Linked DNA regions of Homo sapiens: region 2 is linked to region 1. The links are chromatin loops, found by intact Hi-C in ENCODE. Cell type or tissue: PC-9. All regions are shown on one strand. Links, peaks and the distances in the headings refer to the core of each region. The heading gives the core; the rest is flanking DNA.

Region 1 (8,889 bases), core at 1,272-6,271:
AAACAAGTATTATTAAAAGGCATCCACCCCAAAGACTTCAAGTAAGATGAATTTAAAAGGCTTCATAAGGAATTTCTTGGATAAAATGGTAACATCCCTTTTTAAACTATAATCATCAAAGAGGGATATTGATAAGGACCAAGCTATTAATGAGAATGTTCTTAAAGAAAAATGTCATCAATCGCAAATACTCTATTACTTTAAGATTTCCTTTAGCAATGATTTCGCTTTTAAGACCAGCCACCGAAAGAAGCTAGTAGCAAGGACATAGATACCATGGAATTCAAGAGGCTTGAATCTAGCACTGATTAGTTGGGTGACTATGGGAAAACAACTTGTAATAAATAATAACAGCTACTACTATTTAATTACACCCTACTACAAGTCAGATACTATACTAGGCAATTCAATCTATGTCATTCATTTAATCTTCTTAGCCACCTATGAAAAAGGAAGAATTATCTTTGTTTTATACATGCTAGTCAGAGAGTTCAGTAACTACCCCCAAAGACTCACAGAGGCCAGATATCAACCAGGTCTCCAAAGTCTGTACTCTTAACTGTCAGCATAAGTAATTTCTATAGTCCTTCTATCTTTAACCTTTTATTGTTCTAGATGTTAACTGGTTGTTTAAATTCGGGACACTGGATTCCAAGGAAGCAAAGCAAGAGCTTTAAACGCATTCACCCCAATAAATATTTAATGGGTTCTCTGCAGCTAGCTATACATTTTAAGAACTCTCAACCTAGAAAGGGAATGGGTAGATTGGAGTGGTCCTTGAAAATGAGCATCATTGGAAGGAGGGTTTGGGGCTCTCTTGTGAGCAGGATCTATCACTGACATTTGAAGCCAAATCCCACCTGCTACACAATTCACCCAGATGCCTGGACCAATCCCAGGGGTACTGGAGCTCATTTGTTGGGGATTATTTCTGTTTCAGTTGGTTTTTATTTACCTGTCTTCTGCAGAAGCTCACAGCCATTATTTGAAGTGATTGTATCATTTTGTCTCAAAAGAGTATCTTTTCCCAAAATATTAGAAACTATAAAATCATTATTTAGATAAAGAAAAATAAAATGAAATATAACAAATTAATATCTAATTTACAAGTTTTTACAAATCCTCTAGGTAAACAGGGCAGTTTAAAATGTGTTTTATTCCTAAATCAAATACTTCCTTTCAAAGGATGAGTTTAATACATGTTTCTGTGAAGCCTCTAAGCTGATTAGTTCAAATAGAAGATATTACTCTAGTAAAAAATATTTGTCTAGTACTTTATAGCTCACAAGTACTTTTTATATCTATCAGTCCTAAACAAAGGAGGTTAGGTTTTGATTTTCTCAATAGTCAAACAAGGTCAAAAAGAGAACATTGGTATTTCAGAGTCAAACACTGCACCACCACCCCCATACACACACACCCTAACCAACCATCTTAAAAACAAAGAATCAAGACAAATGAATTATTTCAGTGCAAAGACTGTGCCTTTTTTTTCTTCAACTTTTAAGTTCAGGGGTACAGGTGCAGGATGTGTAGGTTTGTTATAAAAGTAAATAAGTGCCACGGTGATTTGCTGCACAGATCATCCCATCACCTAGCTATTAAGCTCAGTATTCATTAGCTGTTCTTCCTGATGCTCTCCCTCTCCACCAACCCTGACAGGCCCCAGTGTGTGTTGTTCCCCTCCCTGTGTCCATATGTTCTCATTGTTCAGCTCCCACTTATAAGTGAGAACATGTAGTGTTTGGTTTTCTGTTCCTGAGTTAGTTTTGCTGAGGATAATGGCTTCTAACTCCATCCATGTCCCTGCAAAGAACATGATCTCGTTCCTTTTTGTGGCTGCATAGTATTCCATGGTGTATATGTACTACATTTTCTTTATCCAGTTTATCACTGGTGGGCATGTAGGTTGATTCCATGTCTTTGCTATTGTGAACAGTGCTGCAATTAACATATGCATCGATGTATCTTTATAATAGAATGATTTATATTCCTTTGGGTATATACCCAGTAACGGGATTGCTGGGTCAAATGGTATTTCTGCCTCTAGGTCTTTGAGGAATCACCACACTGTCTTCCACAATGGTTGAACTAATTTACACTCCCACTAACAGTGTAAAAGCATTCCTTTTTCTCCGCAACCTCTCCAGCATCTGTTGTTTTTTGGCTTTTTAATATAGCCATTCTGATTGGTGTGAGGTGGTATCTCATTGTGGTTTTGATTTGCATTTCTCTAATGATCAGTGATGTTGAGCTTTTTTCATGTTTGTTGACTGTATGCATGTCTTCTTTTGAGAAGTGTCTGTTCATGTCCTTTGCCCACTTTTTAATGGGGTTGTTTGTTTTTTCCTTGTAAATTTGTTTAAGTTCCTTGCAGACTCTGGATATTAAACCTTTGTCAGATGGATAGACTGCAAAAATTTTCTCCCATTCTGTAGGTTGCAAAGACTATGTCTTATTCAATCTTATGTCTTCAGCCATTAATACTTAATATGAGATCCACAAAGGTTTGTGAGTAAAATGAATGAGTAAATGAATGACAGTGAGACCCATCATCCCTGCTGGAGGGGGGATAAAGCACTCAAAGTGCACTCCCTGCTACTGCAGACCTGTAATCACTGTATTAGAAGTCTGTACCATCACTGTAACATGACTGTATTAGAAGTCTCATTGACTAGCAAAAATAACTAACATGATTAATCAAAGGATATAGGAATGTTTTATTGAACCAAAGATCTGGGAGACACCTAAGCTTCAGGGAAGAATTATACCTTGCAACCTGAAATGCAGAGCTCTCTCAATCCCTAAGTTCTTCTCTGTGCATTTGCTATACTCTTTCTCCCCAAAGATCAGTTTTTTCTGTTCTTCAGGTACACAATGAAATATGGCCACCCTGAGCTTGTATCTTACAGTTCCAGTCAAATGGACAGATTGGCCTTTTTGACTCCAATTCCAGATTCCTAGGAGAAAGGATATCGGCTCAGCTTTGCTCATGATTTCAGCTCTGGTCCAATGAGCTATGGCCAGAGGATATGCTCATGCAGTAGATATGTGGGCAGAGTCATCTCCCCTGTAGACTCTGAAGTCAGCTCCCAGAGAGGAGGGAAATCACTAGAAACTTGGCAGACACTCCCAAAGAGATCAGCTATAATTATCTTCACAAATGAAGCTCAGCACATTTTCCAGCACAAATGAGTTTTTGAGAGAATAATACATGCTGGGTCCTCATGACATGCTAATTAATAGCCTAATTTCTGCCAAAGAAAATTCTAAAATTATTTTAAATTATTAAACCAAATCTAATTGTATGCTAAATTATTTGAGATATATTTTTGGCACCTTCTACTTCCTAAACATCTACTCCTCAAATAAAGAGCAAGTCATGAACTAGCGTTATCCAGCCTGGAGCTGAGAGGCTTTGAGAGCCTCTGCCAGGGAACTCCGAATCAAATGGGCCTTTTTATTGAGGAGTTGATTAGCACTGTCCCCTCTGGCCTGATCACCTTCTTATCCAACCATTTCAGGTCTAGCTTAAATTGGAGGTGTTTCCCCCACACATATAGTGTGTCCTCAGATGATCTCCTTGGATAACTCCCTCATCTTCAAATATTTGTTCAAATCTCACTGTCCCTATAAGACCCACCCTGACCAATCAATTGACATTGCAACCCCCATATCAGCACTCTTGAGTCCCCTGGCCCTTCACCAGATTCCCAAATCTCCTAGCAGACGCTTCAACTGATTATGCTGATCATTTGTTTTGTTTGAGAAGTCAAATAATCCAGAAGTCTTTAGACAAATGATACTTACATTATAAAGTGAAAATAAGGTGTCATTCTAACCGATTCTCTGGTAGTTCCTTCCATTGTGTTCTCTTTGAAGATGATGAAGTGAGGCATCTCACTTCCTGGGCAGGGAAAAGGAACATGCACACAAACCCAGAATTCTGAGGCAATTTCATCTGACTGGTTAATTTAGCAGAAGCCAATTTCACCAACAATTTTCTGCAGTGCTTCTCAAATCAAGTGGCAAAGGATTTAATGAAGAGATCCCAGGTGCAATGTTAGTTGCTGCCATCTAGTGGCTTTTGTGAAGGAATAGTGTGATTCCTTGGGCTCTTTTCAAACGCCAGGGAGAAACTCAACCTGGAGAGAGTTCTTGAAGATATCTACCACTGAACCCTTATTAGAATTGTGTGTTTAAATAGAAAGGCTGAAAATGGAAGAAAGAGATCTGTGAAACTACATATTTATACTATCAAAGCAAAAACTTGGTCCATGAATTTATGGATAGATTAGTTTAATAAAACTAAAAATTCTTGGCTTCTTCAGACTCAATTTTTCAAAAATATTCCACATAAAAAAATCCTCCGTAGTCTATTATGATGTCGTTCCTTTATTCACTTAAGGCAATGTGGAAGTCAATGGCCCCCAACCTAGAAAGAAATCATCAGAATCCCTGGGAGAGTTTTGAAAATATTTATTTCCAGGACATACCCCAGACCTGTTGAATCTCAATCTCTAGTGAAGGGGCCAAGAATTTCTTTTTTTTTTTTTAATCCCGGAAAAGTCTGATGATAAGCCATTTTGGATAACATATAGTGCAGAAAAGAGCTTTAGATTTGGAGCTGGACACACTTGCGCTTAAATCCTGGAGATGCCACTTTCTAGCTGTTCAACCTTGGACAAGTCAGCAACCTGTCTGAAATGGGGAATCTTCGTAATTATCCACGGAGTTCACATGAAGATTGAATGAGATTACATATTTATAACCCTGGGCATGGCGTGCAGTAATGGCTGCGAAGGCATATAGGCCTAATGAGAAAGAACCAAATCCTGAACACTCTCCATGTCCAGAGGATGGCACAAATATTTGTTCTCCCCAGCTTCCAGAAATCCCCCTTCAGTCATTCCTGATTCTTCCTCCCATAGGTGCCTTGAGGGGCTCCTCTCCCTTGGCCTCCCCTCCCCTTCTTCTCCTTCCCCTTTTCTTGCAGGGTTCTGACTTGATCAGAAGCTGCCTCTTGTGCCAGCAGGTCCCATTTGCTTTGCATCTTCATGTCCTGCAGAGTTAAGACTCAGGGAACAGACAAACTCCTCTTACTAGGATTGATCTCCTCTCATTACATCTTTGCTAAGTTATGTTAAAAGACCCACTTCCTCCTCTGAGGTGAGAATGGAACAGAGAACCACTTCCCACCACAAATGCAAATTACTATCTGGTATATATCTAACACAAAGATGAGCTCTTCCCCCTTGTTGTCTCTTCTTTGTCTCCACATCCTTTGCCCTTCTTCTCTTCCTTACCAGGTCTACTTTGGGCTGCTCCAGCAGAAAGGACTGCTGGGTGCTCTCCAGTCCAGGACCAGGGACCTAGAAGTGGTTGTACAGGGAAGTAGTGGGGAACCCAGGTCATGCTCCCCATTACAAGTGCTGAATATCCAGTATCTATCTTCCGTGGTTCCACTCTCTCTTTTTATTCTGGTCACCTTGAAAGCCAAGTTAACTTCCAAATCTACCCCCTTAATAATGCAACAAATCACACTAAAACTAAACCATTTTAAAGTAAATTAGCATGTGCCTTCAGCGTTGGACTAAGGTGGGAGTAGGGCTCACACTCTTTGCAGCAGCATGATGTCCTCATGGTTTTCCTCCTACTTCTTGAGCCATCACTTCCCAGTCTCCTTGGCCAGCTTATTCCTGGGCACCAGCCTCACCACTGGAACTCCTGGAGTCTGCAGTTGTTGGCTCTTCTCTTCTCACTCCTGACCTTGCCCATGACCTGGGCTTCACTCATGCTCTACTCTGGGATTATTCCCCAAAATCTCCAGCACAGACCTCTCCTCCCAAGCTCCCTGTATAACTCAACATCTACACTGGCCTGTCTTAAAGGTGTCTCAAACTCAATCTATTGCACACCAAATTTGTATTTTCCTTCTACATCCTACCCAAACTAGGTCTTCCTCTGGATTGCCCATCACAGGGTATGATAACACCCTCCATTCATTGTACTGTGGACTCTACTCCCCTTTACTAACCATAATGAATCTTGTTTGGTCAGCTTTAAACATTTGTAGAGCTCATCAATTTCCCTCTCTCAACCCCAGCCCATCATCTTTGTCCTCTTAGCTGATCTCTCCACATCCATAATTATTCCTTCCTAGTTTCCACACTGCAGCCAGCATGACCCTTTTTAAAAAGCAAATGTACTCGTGTCACTCCTTTGCTTAACGCATGTCAGTGTCTTCTCATTGCTCTTAAGGGACCACTATCTTAATGGCCTGTCAGGCCCTGCATGACCTGGCCCCTGCCTCACCTCTCAGCTCATTCCAAGCTGCTGTTTCACTTACTGTAAACTGCAGCCAACCAATTTCTTTCCATTCCTTCAAGAGATCATGATCACTCCCCACCTCAGGGCTATGGCACAACTTAGTCCCTTAAAAACTCCCAATCTTCCAATTTCTACTAAAAAGGTACTACCTTAAGGCACTTTCTTGAACTGCCTCCCTAGCCCTTTCCCTCCTGCCTTAGTTTGCTAGAAGACTGAGATCAAGGTGTCCATAGGGTTGGTTCCCTGTGAGGCCTGTGAGGAAGATCTGTTCCACGACTCTCTCCTAGCTTTAGGTAGTTTTCTGGCACTCTTGGGTGCTGTTCATTGGCTTGAAGAACCATCGCCCCAACCTCTCTCTTCATCTTCACATCGTGTCCTGCCTGTGTGTGTGTCTGTGTCCAGATTTCCCCTTTTTAATGAGGACGTTATCATATTGAATTAGGGGCTTGCCCTACTCCAGCATGACTTCATCTTAACTAATTATATCTGCAATGACCCTATTTCCAAATAAGTTCCGATTCTGAGGTATGGAGGGCTAGGGCTTCAACATATGAATTTTGTGGGGAGGCACAATTCAACCCCTAACACACCCTGTTTTTCAGGTGGAGTCCTTCAGTTATGTAGTGTCATAGTTCTGCCCTGCAGATTTTTTCTGCCCTGCAGGTTTTTTCTGCCCTGCAGTGTAATTATCACTTGAATAATCACACAAGCAAATGTACATCTATTATGCATAGATTGTAAGCTCCATGAGGGGCCACATCCACTTTTGGTGACCGTTGCATCCCCATGTCTGGCATGTAGCAGTCATTAAGTAGTCACTGAAGGAACACATAAACTCTGTGGCCCTCCACGTTCCCCATTGCATGTCAATGTCAAGAGACCAGACTTTGTCTCCCAAACCTGCTTGATCACTTCTCAGTGATCAAGATCCGGCTGGAGGCAGACCGGTTGACATGAATTGCTGCCCAGTCTTAGTGACCCCCTGAAATGCCAACATGATCTCCCCTATCAAGCCAAGCCCCTGCTAGAAAAGGACATCTCTAAAATGTGTTAGCACACTGCAGTTTCATTTTAAATGTGTCTCATAATCACCAGTGATTACTACTAAGGAGCTTCTCTAGAGATCTTAAAAACAGATTGCTTCCCTAAGGGCTGGAATAGTTCAGCTGGGTACCTAAGGGATGTGTGAAATAAAATAAATTCCTAGCGCCTCTTTTATCTCTAATATTCTAAGATCCTGGTGGTTTGATAACTTTGGACATGGTCCCTTAATGCAGACAGAAGAGTATCTTAGTCTCCTAACTCTCTGACCAACACTTAGATCAATAAGGCACTGTCGACAGTGCACTAGAATAATAAAGAACCCAGATAGGTTGAAAAGCCCTTTGTACCAATATAACTGTAATGCTGTTAGAATCACCTTTCCTGTATGCTCTCAGAAATAAGTGCCGCTTTTGCAAAGTGTTAAGATAATTTAATGTCTGGCTTTTCTGTTTCATCATCTCATGGCATGAGGAATGCTGACTGCTCTAAACGTTGAACTTCTAGAAGCTTGAACCCATTGACTTGCCACGAGTAATTACTTCAGGAAGACTCCTGAGCCAGCGAGAAGCCAGGACAATGCACAAAGCAAAGGTGAGCTGCAGCAGTAACCTGACAGGGAGGTGAACTGGGGGTGGGCGACACAGGATTGGGGCACTGGAGCACACTGGTCCTTTCATGCACTCTCTGCATGGAGGAGTTCAAAGACAAATCAAACTGTTAAGTCATTCAGAGTGAGAACTTTTCAAAGCTATTTATTCTCTTCTGTGCATGCCTCCAACTGGCAGTGGCTATTACCTCTTGCATGAGCTCTGCACCCTTTTCTGCTTTGTGTTGAAAACCAGGGCAATGTAGATGAGAAAAGACTTTTACTTAGAAATTGGTGATTCTGAAGTTTTCAAATCTGTGAAAAATTCAGCATAAGTCCTCCCTTTCATTCCTCCCCTCAGTTTAAAACTTTTTATTCTCAGTTTGCAGGAGAAATCTTATCTACAAGTTATTCCTGACTTATTTGACACAACCTCACCAAAAATTAATCCTGGGAAATGTCTTCTGTGTATCTTTTCCCTGCTATGCACTTATAATGTTCTGTTGACTAGAACTCCCCTCACATAGAAATGAAAGCTTAGAGGTAGAAGCAGATTTTCAACACTTTCCACTCCTAATTTGTTTTGGAGCTTGCTAGGTGCTGCTGTGTGGCTGGCTGACTTGACAAAGATGTCCAGGTGCTGTCACATCCTCAAGCCCACGTTTGTGGTGCTGACAGCATCTGTGGAGATGGCCCCTCCCTGAGGTTCACATCAGCTGACAGTCACTATCCACACAGCAACACAAAAGGTATTGTCAAACACATCATCTTTCCTGGCAACAGCAAATGACAAATGAAGGTATATTGACCTCTGGCTGCCCTCAATAACCGTCTGCACTGTCCCACTGGAGTTTATGATGCACTGGCGGGGAGATGTTCAGAGTCACAAATAATCAACTTCAAATCCTCCCTAAACTGCAATATTCTCC
Region 2 (8,889 bases), core at 1,956-6,955, 380 kb before region 1:
TCTTAAGCTCGACAGTGATGTTTTTGTTTTTATAAGAAGTAACTTATTTTCACCTAGTAATTCTGTAATTTTTATATGGCAGAATCTTTGAGTATTTGGTTGCAAATAGACATTCTAAAAATATAAATGTGGTTATATTGGGCTAGTCTTTTTCTGAGTCACAGAAATAACTCCCTCGCGCTCTCATTTTTTTCAGCAGCCAGGTTTTGTATTATACACAAGAAATATGAATTTAAAAGATTTATTCATGTCCCTAAGAAAGTAGAAATATAGCAGAGATGGAAGGCAATCAGATCTTCACTCTGTAGTGTGATAAATGCCCCCACAAAGGGTAAGCACAAAGGGTAAGTTAGAATGCCGTAACTTTACAGGTTTCCCTTTTCATCTTGGTTGTGGGAACAGCCCTGCTATGTGAAACTTACTGCATTGCTTTGTTCTATGTCTGATTGTACCAACATTATGCAGACCCAGCATGTGTGGGTGTCTGACTCCTTCCTCCCCATTTTGAAGTCAAAAGGTTTGGAATTACATGTCATGCAAAAGGTTGCAGTTTCTATTCAGACCAAATCTCGTTGTTGCAGGTAACCTTTTAATGCCAGATTTTGCTTAATGAAGTTACTTCCACATTGCTTCTGTTAACCCATGGTTGGAAGATTGCTTTGCTAATCTAGAACCCAGGAATTCTATCAAAAGACACATTCTGCAGAAAGGACATTCTCATCAAGTCTCTGATCAATCTGCTTAACAACATTGGCATTGATTTACATTAGTTGGATGTAGCAGAATCCAAGAATGGCCACAATTGTTTGCAGCAATCTCACCACGAGGCAGAATCCATTTCTCCACCTAATCAATCTGAGTTAACCTGCAACTTACTTTGGCCAATAGAATATGAAAGAAGCAAGTTCTGAGTCTAGGCCTCAAGAGGCTTTGCATTCTTAACTCTTACTCTTGGAATTTTGCTGCTGTCATGAATAAGCCTGGACTGAACTGCTGGGTCATGAGATATGTGGCCCAGTTATCCCAATCTCCCATCCACTAGACGTGTGAAAGAGCCTATCCTATTCAGTCCCCAGCTGATCTACCTGCTGACCACAAATGCATAAGCAAGCCCATCCAGGATCAACCAAGCCTGGCCAGATTAGTAGAACCATGCAAGTGACTAATAGTTCATGAGAAGTAATAAATGGTTGTTATTTTAAGCCACTAAGGTTTGGAGTTGTTTGGTATGCAGTAAAAGCTAGACAATAACACTACTATTTTGACGTTACTGCCGTGGTAGTAAGTCCTAGTGAATTTCAGAGCAGAGTAGGATGAAGAAAGGAAGGAAATTAGAGAAAAAGAAAGAAGATAGCATGTGCTTATCACCTTTGCATGCCCAGCTGATGATTTCTTTACCTGAACCAATGAAGAAACAAGTAAACAAGTCTCCTGAATATTTCAGTAGGAGATTACACATAAAGAGGAGATTCAAATCTCTAAATTAATTATAATTCACAAAAGATTTATCAAATTGAGCCCATGCTATGAATGGCAGTGAATGTTGACAATGTCAATTCCATAATAAGAAAAAATATATAATTCCATCCATTTACTCTTATCTAAAGACACCATGAAATCATTTATTTATTTATTTATTTATTTATTTATTCCACTGCCTCTTCCAAAAGATTAGGAGTAACAGTTGACAGATTGGATAAGTAGTCAGTTACTGATTACACCAGAAACATAACTCACACAAACTTTGGAAAATAGACATCGTCTTGGATTTAAATTTAACAGAACCCTTGATGGGCATTCCTTCTGTCTACCAAGCCCAGGGCTCAGCCAGAGGAAGACAGAAAGAAGGATAAGAAGAGAAGCATATGGTCTGATTTGGAAAGGTGGTGGGGAGGGATGGCAACATGAGTAGATTTGATTTGATTGCACATAAGGAGCAGTTAGAAAGCCACATAGCCGAAGATGGCATTGCACAGGGTCAGGGGAAAGATGATCCACTGAGAGTGAGAAGGGCTTCCAGAGACTCATCGAGGGGCCTCTGAACCATCTGTTTAGCCCTCTAGCCTCAGTTTCCTTCTTTGTAAACTTTGCACTGGGCAAGTTATTACATTTCTGGTCCTGAGACAAGTCAACCTATCTTGAGTGTTTGTGCCTTGCTCGTACTTTGAGAAAGTGATCCTAGGCTTCTGATGAAAACTTTTGTTTGTTACAATGATTTCTTCAACCTTTAATGTGTTTTGATTGCCTGGTATGTGACAGGTACTCTGAGAAGCACTGGTCATACCTTGGTGAACAAAATGCAGTCACCACCTTTGAGGAACTTAAGTATGCACTGTCGAGAAGATTACACAGCAGGGAAAGAGCTATTATGGAGCAAATACCTGGCTCCTCCAGGAAGGAGGATGGGGTTAGCAGAGAAGCCTTCCCAGAGAAGAAAATCCTTTTGAAACAGCTGAGGGAGGAGTAGTAGTAGTCAGATGAAGATGCATTTGTAGGGACTGTCCAAGCATGGATGTTCTTATCACTTGGCTCCACTGCATAGAAGCAAGTAATACTGATGTCCAAATAACTGTACTTAGAGCACTTTATTAGCTTAAGAATGTAAACATTTTAGGGCTACTTTGAGATTTTACAAAACTTTTTATGTGCTTGTTGTCATGGAGCCCTGTTTTATTATTTATGAGAACATGGAAAGACAGAAGAATTAGAGACCTTTAGTCAGGCTTCATCACATTCCATGGAAAGGAGATAATTGCGATTGCTAAAAAGATGGTGTGCAGGCAGGCGGCACACTCCAGCACATTGCACATAAAACAAGCCATGCTGGAGAATAAAGATCTGGGAAAGGGTTTCAGGGTTTGTCATGTGTGTGTGTGTGTGTGTTTGTATTCACTTTAATATTAGCAAATTATATTTCAGAACACTTGGAAAATGGAAGATTACTTATAATTTCACTCCTCTTATCACCATTTTTTGAATTTTGAGTATCTTAACTATTTTCCCCCTGCATTAAAAAATATGTAATTGTAGTAGACATCCGTATACAATCTAGAATTCTGATTTTTTTCACCACTTAATATTAGAACATAGGATTTTTCTCATCACTTTGTAGTCTTCATAGCAATAGCCATAATTTTAATATCTAAAGTGTATTCTACCCAATGGATACATTGTGATTTACTAAACCATTTTCCTATTTTTGGGACATTTGAGTTGATTACATTATTTTATTATTACCAGTGATGCTATGATGAATACCTGGGTGGCATAGGAATATGGAACTAGTAGAGACTTTAAATGTTACTTGAGGCTCTTTTCCCCCTTGGCGTTCAGAAGAGGACTTTGTTTTTTTCACAGCACAACTGGAGAGGTGCCAGCAAGATAGACTATAATGCAATTGACCCTTCGTGGGATAATGCTATGGGGTAGCCAGGGGGACATACGAAGTTCTGTTATACATTTATGGATTACAGGGGAGAATCAAACCCATAATTTCCACAATGGAAATATTTAACTTGAGGTTTATACAGCCCGTATCACTGAAACGGACAATGGAAAATGTGGCTGCAACTACTGTTACAGCTGCTGATATCCATTGCAGACATGGCCCAGGATTTCTCCACTTGGCTTCCCATTCAAAATTTGGAATGGATGCTGTGATTGGTGGAGCAGGGGTATGTGCCAGTGACCAAGTGAGGAGACTGGGAAAATTGGCATCTTAACCTGAGCTCTTCAGAAAAGAGAGCCTGAGGCAGAGGCAGGGTTTTATGTACTGGTGTATACATATGAGGGCATGTGACTGAGCTGACCATAGTTTAGCATGAAGACTGAGCAGTCTGACTAGTTGCACGATCTTGTGGGCAAGAGGCTGCAAAAGTGACAGCTTCTCAGGGAAGTCCATTCAGAATGGAATGGAGAATTTATACCCTAGCTCCTGTTTCCCATTGTCACAGGTTTGCCCAGTGTTACATCTGTCCCCTGCACTTTCAGGTTGTACGTGCTTGAGCCAAGCAAATGCATTTTCATGTCTCAGCACCAACAAGGAAATGCTGGTGCAGGAGGTTAGAGGTGCCCAGCATTGGCATGAGGTGAGGTGCTGTCAGGCTGTGTCTAGGTGAATCAATGACAATCCATACAGGGTGGTCACTGCAAAGGTGAGACAAAAGAAAATGAATTGGAGCATAAAAGTTATTTGGTGCGATCTTTTTAGCTTCTCTCTTGAAATGTATGCTCTTTCTGTCAGGAGCCTCCTCTCACATCAGCTGGGTACTAAAAAAAAAAAAGGATGAATGTCCACTTTGGTACCTCTGTATTATTTCAGGGCATTTAAAAAGCAAGTTCTACTGATGGGAATCACAGATACTGAAAATAATGATGAAATAAAACCTTGTGAATATATTTCCTGCAGATTAATAGTTCTTGAAATTAAAGACAAAGTCATTTCTGAAATTGCTTTTGGCAATAGTACTCATTCAAGATGTGGATGTATTGAACGTGTATTCTGGAGTCTGTGTTTTATGGATGCATTCTAACGAGTTTCAAATTTTGTGTTCTCTCTGGTTCTCTGTGCCACTCATAATGTTTCTTTCCAACAATTTGTTTTGTCTTCTCTATGATTTGTTGATGAATTGCTTCAAGAACTAGTGATCTTAGACATACATAGTATGTCTTTGGAAAACAAAGGACGAAGAGAATAGAACTTGAAAATTAAATGCAGTATTTATGGAAGGAATTAAAACTCTTCAATTACAGTTTTTAGTAACTTTACTTTGTATGTATCAGAGTCATCCTGAATGCTGATGGTCATGGGGCCAGAGGGAAAAAGAGAAAACCCTTGAGTGTCTAGTATTAGCTCTGACTGAGATGATAATTGCTTTTTTGTTCACAACCAGAATTAGTCACACAGCCCCACTACAACCACAAGGGGGCAGGAAGTGCAGTCCTGTGGTATGCCTAAAATGGGGGAGAACCATGACTATTTGGCAAACAGTAACAATGACTACCACAGCAGGGTTGGCATTTTTAGCAGTTAATGTTACAGAAAGCTTGTGTGACAAGTAATATGCAGCAGGTTTGAGGCTGTGGTGTGCATGGCATTTTTAGACGTTTAAATTACAGAAAGGCTTATTTGTAAAATGAATATGTAGCAGGTTTGAATGTATAACCACCAACACAGCTGTTCAAAAGGGTTTAAAAAAATCTTTATTTGCTTTAAATTACTGTAAATCTTACTCTGAGTCCCTATTCCTCATAAAAATAGTGGGAAATGCAATCTCAGTCTTGTTGGGGCTCCCCTGCTGCAGAGTTATGCAGTCAGGGGAGATCTTTGGCTTAGCTCAGCATCAAGGAGGTCTGATCTTCAGTCCACTGGGCACTGCTGAAATGTGCAATAGTCAAGCCCACATGTGATCCCTCTGGGGCTGGGGACTCTGCTGCTTCTGGACAAGCTGGGAGGCACCAGAATATCTGCTGAAGCTGGGAAGCCTAATGGCTAATGGGCCTGCCTCCCATGGGGCATCACACTATGATCCCTCTGAGGCTGCTCCACTTCACCAAGCAGGACCTGAGTGCCTCCCACACCTGGGGATTAACAGCCTCGGTCCCTTTCCTAGTATGAAGTAAACTCTTCCTGTGCTCATGCTTCCTTAAAGGACAAGAAGAGCTGCTGATCTTGAGCAGCTTCTCTTTCTGCAAAGCACTGAACTTCTGAAGCCACTTATTCCATTGGCACACAAGGTCTGCCTCACGTGATCATTACCCATGGTTGAAAGAATTAAAGGAGACCTGTAAAAGCAATTGCCACAGTGAAGCTCCAAGAGTGTGAATGGAGAGTGAAAGTGTAAATCAACTTCAGTAAAAAACAATGGACAGAGCAGGGGCAGGGCTAGGAGAAGAAAATTAATATTTATTGTGTACCCACGATGTGCCAGGCCTTCGTAAAATATTTTAATATGTGATCTCACTTAACCATCACAGCAATACTATGAAATAGAGAGTATGAGCCCATTTTACAGAGGAGGAAACTGAAGCTCAAAGCGTTCTATGTCTGCATAAAAATAGTACTGATAGCTAATATATATGATGCTTACTATATGCCAGTCACAGTTATAAGATCTTTATGGGTATAAACTCATTTATTTCTCATGATAGTTCCACTATATAGGTGTATATTTCTATTTTAGAGATGAGAAAATTGAGTCATAGAGATTTCAAAAGATTTACCCAAGGTCACGCAGCTAGAAAATGATGAGGTCAGAAATGACTCCTGGCAGTCTGCTCCAAAGTCCGTGCTTTAAACCACTGTGCTGTACTGCCGAGTACAGTATAATGCTGTAGGGAGAAGGAGAAAGAGAAAGACAGAGACAGAGAGAAACATACAGAGAGATAGACAGACACACACAGACTCAGAGAGACAAAGACAGAAAAACAGACCGAGAGAGAGGGAGACACAGGGAGAGACACAGACACACACACACACACACACACACACACACACAGATCATAGACAAATTCTAAAATTTGAATATATATGTTGAAATTACTTAAGACTTTCTCCAAAGAGGTTCAGTGCCTTTCCAAAGAGTTGAGCCTCAAAATTAGTCCTGGGATGCAGCCTGGCACCTGAGGCCAATGAAGAGTGGACTCTGCCCTGTCTTCTCATACAGACACCCAGCCCCTTTGAGCTGAAAGGTAAATTAGCAATGTCTGCCATTGCCTACTATTGAAACAGAAAGGCTGTGTCAGCATTCCAAATGGGGTGGCTGATGACTTGGCAGTTAAATACTCAAAACAACTTCCCTGAAAATGGAATATTAAGAGCATGCTTTTTCTTTCTCAGGTGCCATTTCTTATCACCTGGTTGGCTAGAAGCCAGATGCTTTTAAACACTAACACTGTTTAAATTTCTTGGGGTCAACTCTTTGTAAACAGTGCTGGTGTTTGTACAAAGTAACATTGGCCCTTGACTATAAAAGCTTAAAGATTCTTGGCTTTCCAAGCAGCCAAGTTACTTTTAGCCCAAGGAGATAGGTAAAATATACTAATTTCCCAGAGGGGAAAAAGATCATTTCCCCTTCTTTCAGCATCTTTCAGTGGTAACTTCAAATAGGTGAATAGAAAGATTAGGTGTCTTATTCCTGCCATAAAAAGACGACTAAAGCCCAGATTTTCTGATCCCTTTCTGCTAATTAAAGTACAGAAGACTAGATTCCATGGATTTTATTTTACTAACCCTTCCAAAGTGTATAGACTGATATGGTATTTTCAGACTGCTTATCTTTGAATAAAATTTATACCCAGTGATCATATTTAGTTTTAATGTTATTACTTGGTATAGCTATTCTAGCATCAGACACAAGGACTGTAAGTGATCATCCCATGAACTACTTTACAAATGATTTGGCTTTTTTTAAAAAAAAAAAAAACCACAACACGTGAATACCTAATTGTATACTCAATTAGTATAAATAGCTAATCTGATTTGATCAGATGATCAAAATCCATATGGCTCATATATCAAAACTCATCTGGGATCACAGATAGATACCCTCTGCTTGATGCATTAAAAAATTCCTGAAGAGCGCACAAAAAACAAATTTTGTTTTATAACAAATCGAATTATAATTTACAACTACTAGAGAAACTGGCTATGTGAAGGGCTATCATGATAAACTATTTTATGAATCAAATAATGACCTTCAATCTTCATTTATTAAGTTGTGTCTTTTCTTTATTCTTTCAGAATAGATTTGAGGCATACATTGCAACTCATAGTTTGTAAATTTGAATATTTGGGTTTGTGAAAACTGGTAGACTAAACATGCAAACATAAAAATGCTTTAAAAGTTATCCTTCCTTCCGCCGGGCACGGTGGCTCATGCCTGTAGTCCCAGCACTTTGGTGAATCACCTGAGGTCAGGAGTTCGAGACCAGTCTGGCCAACATGGTGAAACCCCATCTCTACTAAAAATACAAAAAAATTAGCTGGGCGTGGTGTCGGGTGCCTGTAGTCCTAATTACTCCGGAGGCTGAGGCATGAGAATCACTTGAACCCGGGAGGCGGAGGTTGCAGTGAGCCGAGATTGCACCATTGCACTCCAGCCTGGGTGACAGAGTGAGACTTTGTCTCAAAAAAAAAAAAAAATTATCCTTTCTTCAAAATAATTTCTGTAAATTGTTAATAACGTCTAAAATGACTATTGAAAGATTAAAACATCTTTTATCATATATGCCAAGAGTGTTCATGACTAGCAGAAATTTACCTTTGACTGTTTATCAATTTATAATTGTAGGATTTCAGTTCCTTCCATTAAAAGTGTGGCCTAGATTATAGCACTTGCTGGCATTTACTATTTTGGTCATCCTATTACAGATGATTATAGAGAGATTTGTAAGTGCTTTGCTATTTTAAAATTTATTTCCAGGTCAGTCTGAAAATTTTTACTTTTTCAAAAGAAAACATAGACTCTTGCGGGTATGTTTACATTGTAGTATTTAAATTTATGCTGAATTTACTGTTTATATGAATGATCAGATCCAGTTAAATACATTTTTATCTACTTCTATGGAGATTTATGAAAATAAAGCAAAAGCAGGAAGAAGGTAATGACTTACACGGTAATTGTTATTTATAATTTAAGTACATTAATTATGGCAAGATAAGTTATAAGCAATGGGAAAAACCACTTGTTTTTAAGTCTGCATATGTGTGTGTGTATGTATGTGTATACATATATATTCCTGTTACATCAGAAGGTTTTTGCTTGAATTGTTTCCTAATTTCTCTCTTACTGATATATATATTAATGTGCTATGGATTATGATGGCTATTATCAAAATATATAATATATGTAATATTGGAAAATTTATCTTTCATAGAAACTTCAAACA

What was found. A loop is a pair of places that touch in the nucleus more often than their neighbours do. Peaks named below come from ENCODE experiments on the same cell type or tissue, not always from the same donor. Only the 100,000 strongest peaks of a DNase experiment are listed, where the experiment ranks them.
Region 2: a loop joins it to region 1, with 8 times the contacts of the local background. A loop is called at or near these places in 17 of 110 quality-filtered maps.

Annotation. Positions count from the first base shown.
Region 1 is chr14:57,482,141-57,491,029 of GRCh38, reverse strand. It overlaps CCDC198 (coiled-coil domain containing 198), which reads left to right. Exons shown (of 6, transcript NM_018168.4): 2 at 1-41; 3 at 7,879-7,965. Among named protein-coding and RNA genes, the nearest start is that of CCDC198, 7.3 kb to the left of the region's middle. In PC-9, for the core only: a CTCF peak has its summit at 4,073 (motif pointing left); no DNase peak of the experiment used is centred there; H3K27me3 peaks cover 184 bases.
Region 2 is chr14:57,867,733-57,876,621 of GRCh38, reverse strand. It overlaps a transcript of SLC35F4 not described here. Among named protein-coding and RNA genes, the nearest start is that of SLC35F4, 6.1 kb to the right of the region's middle. In PC-9, for the core only: CTCF peaks have their summits at 4,747 and 4,948 (motif pointing right); no DNase peak of the experiment used is centred there.